Regions from separate parts of the Homo sapiens genome. Here regions 1 and 2 are each linked to region 3. A link is a contact called in ENCODE Hi-C or POLR2A ChIA-PET data. All regions are on one chromosome and are shown on one strand. The core of a region is the stretch at or near the end of the contact, and the rest is flanking DNA. Distances in the headings are between cores, read along the strand shown.

Region 1 (3,975 bases), core at 1,265-3,764, 3.7 Mb before region 3:
AAGGATAGTTTTCTTCCATTTTAAAGGTGGTTATTTACTAAGGATGCTAAAACTTCACTATCCGCTTGACGAGTTCTTTCACTAAAATCTTACAATGAAAAGGTTTGGATTCTCCATCTCTTTACTAGCAAATTTCAAAAACTGTCATTTTACAATTATGAAGACCCATTCTCCCTGCTTCCTCATAGCTAATGCCCTGGAAATCATTATGTTGACATAAATTAAAACAGAAACTGCTTGGCAGCAGAAAATAGGATATCCATTTGCAAATGGTGTAGCACTAGGACATGGGAGTCAGGAAATGCCTAGTGCAAGCCTGACCCAGAAAGAGGCAATTTTGCAACAAATTTAGAGACTCAAATGGCAGGTCTCTTCTCATTCTAATCTATTTTCAATGTAGTATTAGTACCTTATATATGTAGAATTCTGGTTGCCTGATTTGTATGCAGCGGAGGCCAGAATAATTTTTCCACTAGAAAGATATGGGCACCTTGAAGTGATGATCTACAACAATTAGCTAGAAAAACAAAAGATACATAAGCCAAATCTATAAGCAGATATTGAGAGCTTACAAGATCTTATGATTTGGGATGATGTCACTAAGGAAGAGGGAATGAATGTGTCTGAGTGTTCAGACTCTCTTATGAATGACAATAGCATTGTATATCTACATTAATAATAGTATTTGACATGTTGTCCCCAATGTCATCTGGATAGCATCTTTAATGCTTTTAGTAAAGCCAAATTTCTAAAACATTATTGCAGATTTAATGTGTTCAAGCCACAAACATAACTGTTGCTCTGTTATTCATAACTTAGTGTTCTGGGATGCATTCTCCCTAACTGCTTGAGCCCTATAACCTTTGCAAATAAAAACAATGCAAGAATGGTTCAAAATACACACACAAAATGCACATTTTGCCCTTGCCTTAAATTAGACTTGATTTCCAACCCCAGCCCTACAACTGGCTATCTGTATCTCTCTGGCATTTCACTCAATTCTTTCAGCTTGTTTTCTAAAAAAGCAAAAGTAAATAAACAACTATTTATTAACATCAGTATAACTGCTGGCTTATGAAAGAGAGTGAGCGAGCTGCAGGAGATTTTAAAAAGTGCAAAGAAGGAAAATGCCCAAAAAAAAATACTAAGAGAAAATGCTCAGAAGTGGTAGTGGAAGGATTTCTGAAAGAAAACATCTGTTTTCAGCCATATGATTCTAGTTTGGGTTTTGCGCCTGCATTTGTATATGTAGTTGTTATTGCTTGCTTTTGCTTATTTTGCATAGTTTCTGGTTTGAATTTCAAGGAAAAGGAAAAGGCTCTTATTAAGGATATAAATGGAAATCAAACTAGTACAAAATGCTTGAAGTATGTGTCATGGTAAGAAATTCAAAGGAGAGAATTTCAACGAGTGAACAGTTGCCAGACAGTATTGAGGGATCCAGTTGGGCAACTGTTAAATTAGGTGATTCATAATAGTAAAGGCAATAGAGTAGTAGAAGCAGAACCCAACACAAAAGGGGTTAGTTAAGTGAGTAGATGCCAAGAAACCAACATGAATTAAGTCAGGGCTATTGCTAAAGGAAGAAATCTACTTTCAAACAAAGTACAAGACTATGACTAAAAATACATCACTGTTTTCATGAAACTTCTCTCTGGGCAACATTTTTTTCTTGTCCTTAATGTTTGCAAGCTACTTACATTGCATCATATTCATTGTTCTTTCTCATGAAAATAATAGCTATCATAGTTTTTGAAACTTTCATGCTGAAGTTCGAGTCAGTTTAATCAGATTTTATGAAGGACGAAGGTAACTTAAGTGGAAATTATGATCCTGAATAAGTCATAAAATTGCAAAGGAAGAAAAATAATTTGAAGGCATTTCAAACTCTTAGTTTAGTCACCACACACATTGATGTCTAATTCAGCAAGAGGCAGACACAGCTGGTACTTGATGAATTCTGCTGCCTGTCTGATAAGAATACAATTTATTCTTTACTGAGGTCTGATATACCACATCAGGATAAGCTGCATCCTATCCTTTGTAGAATGTTTCTAAAACCAAATGAATCTTGCAAATCTCTTCCACCTCTTGCCCCAGTCTTACCGTGTCCGGAATTGGTGGGTTCTTGGTCTCACTGACTTCAAGAATGAAGCCGCGGACCCTAGCGTTGAGTGTCACGGTTCTTAAAGGTGGCGTGTCAGGAGTTTGCTCCTTCTGATGTTCGGATGTGTTTGGAGTTTCTTCCTTCTGGTGGGTTCGTGGTCTGGCTGGCTCAGGAGTGAAGCTGCAGACCTTCGCGGTGAGTGTTACAGCTCTTAAGGCTGCGCGTCTGGAGTTGTTTGTTCCTCCTGGTGGGTTCGTGGTCTCGCTGGCTTCAGGAGTGAAGCTGCAGACATTCCCAGTGAGTGTTACAGCTCATAAAGGCAGTGTGGACCCAAAGAGTGAGCAGCAGCAAGATTTATTGCAAAGAGTGAAAGAACAAAGGTTCCACAGCCTGGAGGGTGACCTCAGTGGGTTGCCACTGCTGGCTACTTCTCTTATCTGGCCCCACCCACATCCTGCTGATGGGTCCATTTTACAGAGAGCCGATTGGTCCATTTTACAGAGAGCTGATTGGTCTGTTTTGACAGGGTGCTGATTGGTGTGTTTACAATCCCTGAGCTGGACACAAAAGTTCTTCATGTCCCCACTAGATTAGCTAGATACAGAGTGTGGATTGGCCTATTTACAAACCTTGAGCTAGATACAGAGTGCTGATTGGTGCATTTACAAACCTTGAGGTAGATACAGAGTGCTGATTGGTGCATTTACAATCCCTTAGCTAGACATAAAGATTCTCCAAGTCCCCACCAGATTAAATAGATACAGAGTGCTGATTGGTGTATTTACAATCCCTTAGCTAGACATAAAGATTCTCCAAGTTCCCACTAGACTCAAGAGCCCAGCTGGCTTCACCCAGTGGATCTTGCACCGGGCGGCAGGTGGAGCTGCCTGCCAGTCCTGCTCCATGCACTGGCACTCCTCGGTCCTTGGGCCATGGATGGGACAGGGTGCTGTGGAGCAGGGGTCAGCACAGGTTGGGGAGGCTCAGGCAGCACAGGAACCCATGGCGGGGTGAGGTGGGGAGCGGGAGAGGGGAGGAGGCTCAGGCATGGCAGGCTGCAGGTCCCCAGCCCTGCCCCACCGGGAGGCAGCTAAGGCCCTGCAAGAAGTGGAGCACAGCAGCTGCTGGCCCAGGTGCTAAGCCCCTCACTGCCTGGGGCCGCTCCGAGTGCAGGTCCCTCAGAGCCCAAGCCCACCCAGAACTCGCGCTGGCCCTCAAGCACCGGGCGCAGCCCCAGTTCCCACCCCTGCCTCTCCCTCCACACCTCCCAGCAAGCTGAGGGAGCCAGCTCCGGCCTCGGCCAGCCCAGGAAGGGGCTCCCACAGTGCAGCGGAGGGCTGAAGGGCTCCTCAAGTGCCGCCAGAGTGGGTGCCCAGGCAGAGGAGGCACCGAGAGCGAGGGAGGGCTGCAAGGGCTGCCAGCACGCCGTCACCTCTCATTACCTTGATTATAAAATCGGGAGAAGAGGTATTTTAGAGCTAGTAAGAAAACTGCTTCCATGAGGGACTGGGCACGGTGGCTCACGCCTGTAATCCCAGCATGTTGGGTGGCCGAGGCGGGTGGATGACGAGGTCAGGAGATCTAGACCATCCTGGCTAACACGATGAAACCCCGTCTCTACTAAAAATATACAAAAAATTACCTGGGCATGGTGGCGGGCGCCTGTGGTCCCAGCTACTCGGGAGGCTGAGGCAGGAGAATGGCTTGAACCTGGGAGGCGGAGCTTGCAGTGAGCCGAGACTGCACCACTGCACTTCAGCCTGGGTGACAGAGCGAGACTCTGTCTCAAAAAAAAAAAAAAAAAGAAAAGAAAAGAAAAAAGAAAGCTGCTTCGATGAGAACTTGCTGAGTTCGAACTCTCGTCTTTT
Region 2 (4,120 bases), core at 14-2,513, 3.4 Mb before region 3:
TACTTAAGTCACAGCAAAGTTTCCACTCATTCTCCAGGCTTTCCATGTTATTCCAAATCACACTGAAATAAAGTTCAGTATTGCATTACCCACACCTATGGCACCCAACCCCCAGGCCCCCACCACCTCACCCCATCACACAAGTCTCAATCAAGCATACATGCACTTCTCTGACACTAGGCTGAATCTTAGGGTGGAACACATCTGAAAATGTCTGTGTGGTTCAGAATGAACTCTGAAAAAGTTTCCGCCCATACCATTGAATAACATCCTGTTGTTTTGGCTTTTTTTTTTCTATCAAATCTGTGCAATAATGCCTTTGATTTGGCTTTCATTTACAATGATCTGCCTGATACCATTTCTCTGAAACATTCGGAACCAGATACAATCTTATTATAGTCAGCTACATAAAGTGGACCTTTCAGAGCATAAAGAAACATCTGTCCTCCATCTGTTGTGCCTGAAAAATAGGACTTTCAATAGAGCACTTTGTAGGGCACTAGTGCTTTTAATGGGCAAGAAATCCATTTCTGACTAAAATCTCAATAAATATATCTAAAAGAATATTTTCATCTTACAAACTGTCTTTCAAAGAGCACTTCAAAGGCCACTCTAGCAAAGTGGCATATTAAGAACATCGTCTCTAGACTCAGCCAAACCTGGTTCAAATACTTGCTTTGTGGATATACTGGCTGTGTGATCTTGGAAAGTTATTTAACCCTGATAATTTTAAGTTTTCTCGGGGATGTAAAATAGAATGCTAGCATCTACCCTGAGAGATAATATTTTTAAAGAGACTGGCACATGGTACAGCACCAAATACACATCAGCTGCTGTTCCTGTTTTGTTATTGCTGCTAATACTAGGAGCGGAATGGCCTGATTCCTGATGCAGCTGAATGAACACGGGATTTGGAATCAGAAAACCTGATTTTGCACTCTACCATTGCCACTGACTAGTCAGATGACCCTGGGGAAATCACTGAATGCTTCTCAACTTAGCTTCTTCATCTGCAAAACAGGGAAAATAAAAATAGCTATCTCACAGATAACAACTGTGAGGTTCAGATAAGGTGATTTACGTGAATTTCCTTTGCTAACTTCTAAACTCTGTACATATGAGTTCCTTGGTGATTGTTAGTGTTATGGGCTGAATGTTTGTGTCTTCCCCTAGAATTTATACATTGAATCTCTAACCCACAATGTGATGGTATTAGGAGGTGGGGTTTTGAGGGGTAGTTAGGTTTAGATGAGGTCACGAGGGTGGAGCCCCGTGTTAGAATTAGTATCCTTACAAGAAGTGACTAACAGCTCGCTCTTTGTCTGTGTGTGTCATGTGAGGACACAGCAAAAACTCAGCCGCCTACAAGCCAGGAAGAGGGCCCCCACCAAGAACTGAATCTGCCAACACCTTGATCTTGGACTTCCTAGCCTCTGGAACTGTGAGAAACAAAGTGTCTGTTGCTTAAGCCACCCAGTCTAGGATACTTGTTATCACAGCTCAAACTGACTAAGACCGTTAGTAACAACACCAGAACTGAAGAATGTATCAAATTTTCTTATTCAGAAATTTTTATTTACAAAAACCTTAGTGACGTGCTTAAGTAATTGTAGCTGATTTCCACTTAGTCACGGAAGTGAGGACTCTTTGCAGGGACTAAGGTAGCATCAGGTGCAGAACGTCTGCCTTTCCCAACAAAACTTTGTCATCACTGTGTACTCACCTTAGACCTGGTCTCTGTGAATGTTTAAAATGTGACCTTTCTGTTGGTGATGGGTCAGGAAAAAATAAGAAATTAAGAAAAATTTTAAAAACGTGTCCTGGTCTATTGCCAATGTATCTGAAGAGGTAGTGTTACGGGATCTTTGGGGTGTCACTTTTCTGGCCGGAAACCTCTGTGGCTGGTGGTGCCTTTGTCTGAGTTTTGCTCGGCCCGCTAGGCTTGTTCCACCCACTCAGCCTGGCAGGCTGCACTCAGCTCACGATACCGGTCTGGATCCCATGCCCCTAAGGGAGACTGCGAGTCAGGCGTGGAGTGGCAAGGGATGTGTAAGCGAGCATGGGGTCTGGCCACTGCGCAGTCAGACATGCCGGCTGCTACCACAGGGCGGGCAGCTCCACGTGCCAGCACAGGCACTGGTTCTCTGTGAGGCTGCAGCTGGACCAGGTGCACCACGAGCAGCTTCCTTGGCTGGCACCAGGGAATGTAGTGGCACCCAGAAACTTGGAAACATCAGGAACTGCAGAGCCCCAAAGAGGGAGTCAAAGCCCTGGCTCTAGGAGCTCCCAGGTCTGGGCTTCCCGAAGGGTCACAGCTCTTCTCTCCTTTTCACCCACAACGTGGCGAGCAAGGGGCATGTTTCAGCCCTGTTGGGGTTATAGATCTTTTAGCTTCGCCATTGGGCAGGCCCTGAGTTCTTGACCTGCGACCAGGAAGAATGAGGTGCACAGACAAGTGGAGGGTGAGCAAGACAAAGAGGAGCTTTTTTGAGCGATAGAACAGCTCAGAGGAGACCTGCAGTGGGTATCTCAGCCAGTGTTCAGCTCTCATCAGAGAGGGTAGCTCCTCTCTGCTAGGCAGGTCATCCTGATGAGTGTCTAGCTGTCAGCAGAGAGGGTAGTTCCTCTCTGCAGCTGGTCATCCCATTGTCTTCTCAGCTCTCAGCAGACGGGAGACACTGAGGTGGGTAGTTCCTCTCTGTAGCGGGTCATCCCACCATTTCCCCGTCCTCTCTCTATCCTCTCTCTGTCCTCTGCCGGAGTCTGGCTGAATCCAGGGTTTTTATGGGCCTCAGAGGGGAGGAAGTGTGTGCTGATTGGTCCATGGGTGGCCATGGGCTGGCCCAGAAAAAGCACTACAAGTCCTCCCTCCGGTCCTTGGAACTGGCAGCCTGGCCCTCAGGCTTCGAGTCCTCCCTGGTTTGAGGGTGGGGCTTCACTAGGCACCAGTCCCCTTCCACCCAGGAGCCAGTCGGCCTCCTGCTACTGTTCATGACACCCAGGCTGTTCATGCCAAGGGACACCTGCAGGCCAGCACCAGGCTGTGCTCAGCACCCGCCTCGGCATCCCTCCCCACTGTGCTTGTCAGTGCCCAAAGTCCAGAGGGGGCTGAGGCGGCAGGGGCCTGGCATGTCAGCACTGCCTCGTGTGTGTGTACACCCAGCCCGGCTGTGACATCGCCCACACTTGGCCTCAACTCCACCCTGTGATTGGAGCCAACAGCAGGGAGAGGCCAGGCAGTGGAAGCAGACACCTTCAAGCCTACGGGGGCTAACAATGGGGATTCCCAGGTCCCCTGAGAGTGCAGAGATGCCCGGGTCTGCAGCTGCAACCTGGGCGGCCGTAGAGGCGCCTGGGAGGGTGGGGCTCCTGCCTGCTCCTCGCTCCTGCAGGCTCCGTGGAACGCTGCACCACTCCTGGCCCAGCTCCACCTCGGGGCTCCTCTCTGCGTGCCCTTCTGTGCCCAACCATGCTGCCCCCACACCAGGGGGCAATTCAGCCTGGCCTCATCGTGGAGGCTCCCAGGGCAGCAGGCTCCAGGGGGCTCCCAGGGGCAGGCTCCTCCGGGGACTATCCACCTCCTCCCCACACCTCCCCACAGAGGCGGTAGGCAAGAGAGATGACACGGGGCCAGGGTAACAGAGTGGCAGAGGCTCTGGGCCTGGGAGTGGGTCCCGCCTGGCTGCAGCCAGTGCAATGGCAGCGGCTGCTCTGGATGGCCCACCACTGCCATCAGCAGTAAGATAGAAAAGGGCTGTCAACTTGCCTGCTGGGTGTTGTTTTGATGTGGTAAATGTGAGTTTTTCAGATTGTATCTCCCTTCCCTTCCAAGTGTATTCAAAACAACTAGCAATTCAGCTACTTTCTGCCCTTCTGCGTACCTGATCTCTTTTGTCCATTTTGTAGTATGGAAGTCACTGGGCTGGAGTTTTTTATACCAGTCAGACCTGCCTCCTCAACTTCCCAGCTGTGTTATCTTAGACAAGTCAGGCAACCTTTCTACAGCTCAGTTTTCTCATCTGCAAAATGGGGAAGAATAATAACCATGTTTCAAGGTGATTAAGAAAATTGAAACAACATATATAAAATTCTTAGTCATATCTGACACCCAATAGGTACC
Region 3 (4,148 bases), core at 10-2,509:
TTAATATCATGGGTTGTCAAATCATGCTTCCAATTTGCAATACGTCACTCATTTCAGGGTAATGACTTACACATACAATTTTCAAACAAAAATGTAAGATTTACTTGCCTCATGATGGTTACCTTCTCAACTTTTTTCATAATTTATAAAAGCACCAGCTGACCCCAAATCATCTACCTCTTGGCCTTTTAATGTAAGCGGTAAAGGAATACTGTCCTCTGAATGCAGCGTTGGCTAACACTGCTGACCCACGCAAGGCATTGATTTGTAGTTGTTTTTCCATCGGAGTGATGGATTTGCGCTCAGCTACTCGCGGTGTCTACTAGGTCCCCCTGGTGACCAAACAGTACACTTAGGCAGTAGTAGGGTTCCAAGGCACAGACTGGCAGCGGAACAGAGGGTGGAACGGGAAATCATGAAAAATTAACACGCGAACCGTACACACGACATGACTGAGAATTACGTTTGCATTACTAGGGTATTTGGGATCCACAGACCAGCCACTAGCCCCTTTCCTTTAAAAAGCAAACACCCATCCGCCTGGTTCAGGCTTATCGGTCTCCACCTCCCATTTAAATCTTGGGTGTGATGGAACGACCCAACCAAGGGGCTCGGCACGAGGCACACGCTGCTTTTTGGAGCCTGGGGAAACACTGGTGTGACAAATTGTCATAATTTTCTAAGACACGGAGGAATGCTACACCACCTTTCCTACCACCGACTTAAGACCCAAGACACTGAGTCAAGGGCAACCGACCTGCGGGGGCCCACGGGGGAGGGGGGAAAGCCCCGAAAACACCAGGGAGAAGGCGGCCCGTCGAGCTCCGCCTGGAGCGGCGCAGGGCTGCGGGCAATGCCCGGAGCGCGGGGTCGTACCCAGGTCACGTCTCGGGGCTCTCAGGATGCGAGGGCGTACCCGGGCGGGACGACTCGGGCCCTGGAGCCCGGCTGGCCGCGGCGCGGGAGCCGCGAGGGCCGCGGTGGGGGGCGTCGGCAGAGCCGCTGAGGGGGCTGGGGAGGGCGCGCCGCCAGGTGCCGGACGGCAGGGGGCAGCGGGGTTCGGGCGGGCACAGACCCAGGGAGGGAGGAGGGGAGCGGGCGAGTCCTGCGCGGCGCGGCAGGGCACACGGCCGGGTGCTCCCGCAGCTGGTGGCTGGGCGGCCGCCGGCCTACCTGGAGGTAATAGGGTTTCCTTAGCCAGGCCCCCGGACAGAGACTCCTCGCCATGGTAATCACACATCGCCCCGCCGCGCTGCAGTCAGAGGCGGACCCGAGCGCTGGCGGCCGGGCTCCCCGCCTCCCCCCGCCTCCCCGCCCCCTGCCCGGCCGGGCCCGCCCACTCCCCCGCCCCCGCCGCGGCGCGCGCCGCGCTCCCCTCGGCCCGGCTGCAGTGAAGGCGGCGAGAGGCCAGAGGCCCAGCCTCCTGCCCTGTTCGCCCGCCGGCCGCCGCGGCTGTCAGAGAGGCTGCTGCCGACTCCGCCATAAAGGGGAGTCGCACCTCGCCTCCGCCGACACAAATCGACTGCGCCTGGAGCTTAAAGGGGAGGCGCGCGGAGGCGGGAGGGGGCGCCGCGGCAGCGGGGGTGTCGCACGCTCGGCGCGGATTGGGGCGTGCTTCTCGCTGGCTGATGCGGCGACCCCCGGACCGCGCTGGCCTCGCAGTCTGCTCCGGCTTCCGGCTCCCCGCGCTGCGCCCAGCTGCGCGTCCCGCCACCCGCCCCGGCAGCACCGACGCTCCCCATGGACTCTTCTCCTGGAGTCAGGACGTGTCTGGACGGGTTGTTTGGAAATTCAAGGGAAGCTTGGGGCTCCTTCCCTGGGGACTGGCTCGTCCTCCCTCGCCCTTGGTGGCGGTCGGGGGAAGGGGGTGTCTGCCGCAGCTGGAGACGCAGACCGGGGCATCCCCCCAGGACTGGGCTCAGCTTCGAACGCGGACAGGGCGCCCCACTGCTGAACTCGGTGCCCCCCTTACCACGCTCCAGTTCGCCTCTAACGGCCTACAACTTTTTTTAAAAATGTACTTTTAAAAAATTCCGACTTTTTTGGTTTATATTGTTTTTAAGACAGCTTCAGAGTTTTCCTGGCCCCGTCCAGGAACACTGATTTCAAAAGAAAACAAAAACAAAAACACCGAATTAAATACAGTCCTGAAGGCAGGGAGCCTGGGACGTGGCCTGCTGCTTGGTTAAGGCTACATAACACAGGGTGTGGTGTCTTTCTTTTGACAATGAGTTCCAAATAAGGGAAAAAAGAGCCACCCTAGTGGGAGAACAGCTGTTGATCCAAGTGACTTGTAATGGAAGAAGCAGCTTTTTTTTTTTTTTTTTTTTTTTTGGCTGCTTTTTACCCCACCTACCACGTTTAAGCGTGATGCTAACAAAGTTTAGGTGGCCCGTTAGAGCTCATTCCGGCCTGTTGCTCTGAGAAGGGGTTTCCCCAGAAGCAAACCATTACTCATTCTCACTTGGTTTTTGCATAAGCCTTGTTCAGGTGCCTTGTTCTGAAGAGATACCTTCATGTCTGCCCCTTCCCTCAACCCACACACAGACACAGGTTTTAAACCTAGGTGATTTTTGTTGTGGTGGTTGTTCTTTCTGTTTTTGAGAGGGGTCTTACCATGTTGCCTAGGCTGGACTCAAACTCCTGGGCTGAAGCCATCCTCCCATGTAGCTGGAACTACAGCTACTTGGTCTTATTTTATTGCTTGCAGATAAACCAATTTTTCATTGATTTTGTTTGGGTCAAGAGACAGTAATTTCTGAGTAAGATAAGGATGAATCCTAGTGGTTTCATTCATTCATTTAATAAAGATTTATGAGTACCCAGGCACCATTCAAGTTGTTTCGGTTACATAAACAAAACAGACAAAAATCCTTGCGCTTGTGGATGTGAGAGAGAGGGGCAATAAATAATAAATGTAATCAATAAAATCAAATTGGATAAGAATGCTAATAAAGGTTATGGGGAAAACACCAAGGGAGATGGGGAAGACTACAAATAGAGGAAGTTTGAGGCAAAAGAGGAGTTCAGTTTTGGAGAAGTTCCATTTTAAGGTATCTATTAGAAATTGAAGTGGAGATCTTGATTAGGCAGTTGTATGTATGAATGAGTCTAGGATTAAGGAGCGTGGTCCAAGCTAGAGGTATATGAGAGATATCAGCATTTAGATGGCGTTTAAAGCCATGAGACTGCCTAAGATCACCAAGGAAGTGAGTGTAAATAAAAGACGACTGAGGATGGAGCTCTGGGGACCAATGCAGCTTTAAGACAGGGTAGTGGGTGAGCCAGCCAAGGAGACTGAAAGGGAGCAGCCAGTGAAGTGGGAGACCCGAGTGAGGTGCCCTGAAGCCGAGTGAAGCTTGTGGATCTAGGAAGAGGGAGTGCTCCTCTGCGAGTGAGCACTGAGAATTGACTGTTGGATTTAGTGACATGGAGGCCATTGATAACCCTTCAGTGGAGCAATAGAGGAAAAACTTGATTGGAGTGGTTTTAAGAAAAAAATGAGAGGAGAGAAACTGGAGGTGGCTAATACAAACAATTCTTTTGAGAAGTTCTCTTACAAAGGGGAGCCCAAATCTGGGACAGTAGAAGCAGAGTCAAAAGAAGATTGAAAAAAAATGGGGAGAGGCCAAGCACAGGAGGTCAAGGCTGTAGTGAGCTATGATCGCATCAGTGCACTCCATCCTGGGTGACAGAGTGAGACCCTGTTTCTTTAAAAAAAAAAAAAAAGAGAGAAAGAAGGTGGTAGGGGGAGAAATACTTGTTTTTAATGGGAATGATCCGGAAGAAAAGGGAAAATTCATGTAGAAACAAGAAGTGAGAAGTGCTGGAGTGGTGTCCTTGAGAGGGAAAAAGCGTTTGAAAACTAACACACAAGTGGAAGGATCATTTGTAGACGAGTACAGACTGTTGATCTATGGAAACAGGCAGGCAGGTGGGTAGGCATGGTAAATAGGAATCTTTGGAAGTTCTCTTCTGATTGCTTCAATTTTCTTAGAGATGTAGAAAGAAATGCTATCAGCTGGGAGGAGATGGGAAAGATTATGTGAAAAGGGAAGAGAAGGTGTGAAATGTCATCTAGGAGAATGAGAAGACAATGGACCAGAGAATAATTGTGTGCTTGTTGAGTGTCATGTAGGGCCCACTTC

What was found. A loop is a pair of places that touch in the nucleus more often than their neighbours do. ChIA-PET counts read pairs that join two places held with the same protein, here RNA polymerase II (POLR2A). Pooled maps may share reads with other maps.
Region 1: a loop to region 3 is called in a map with no recorded cell type, with 5 times the contacts of the local background. The contact joins the promoter of GBP5 here to the promoter of DIPK1A in region 3. A Hi-C loop is called at or near these places in 1 of 37 single-sample maps with no recorded cell type. POLR2A ChIA-PET finds 5 or more read pairs at or near these places in 1 of 52 experiments (CD4-positive, alpha-beta T cell).
Region 2: a loop to region 3 is called in a map of CD4-positive, alpha-beta memory T cell, with 4 times the contacts of the local background. The contact joins the enhancer-like site here to the promoter of DIPK1A in region 3. A Hi-C loop is called at or near these places in 1 of 168 maps with a recorded cell type or tissue (CD4-positive, alpha-beta memory T cell) and 5 of 50 pooled maps. POLR2A ChIA-PET finds 5 or more read pairs at or near these places in 2 of 52 experiments (CD4-positive, alpha-beta T cell and GM12878).

The regions. Positions count from the first base shown.
Region 1 is chr1:89,270,346-89,274,320 of GRCh38, forward strand. GBP5 (guanylate binding protein 5) reads right to left here and starts at 2,515. Exons shown (of 12, transcript NM_052942.5): 1 at 2,107-2,515; 2 at 410-517. It also overlaps the pseudogene LOC100421401.
Region 2 is chr1:89,607,153-89,611,272 of GRCh38, forward strand. No RefSeq gene overlaps it. Among named protein-coding and RNA genes, the nearest start is that of LRRC8C-DT, 24 kb to the right of the region's middle. Within about 2 kb of position 1,264, at least 12 of the 41 ENCODE cell types and tissues checked have a DNase peak (open chromatin) inside an H3K27ac peak, as active enhancers do; they include CD4-positive, alpha-beta T cell, where a contact is called at or near this core.
Region 3 is chr1:92,960,203-92,964,350 of GRCh38, forward strand. It overlaps DIPK1A (divergent protein kinase domain 1A), which reads right to left and starts at 1,260. Exons shown (of 5, transcript NM_001006605.5): 1 at 1,174-1,260. The coding sequence starts at 1,227. RefSeq lists silencers at 821-1,380, 1,541-1,620.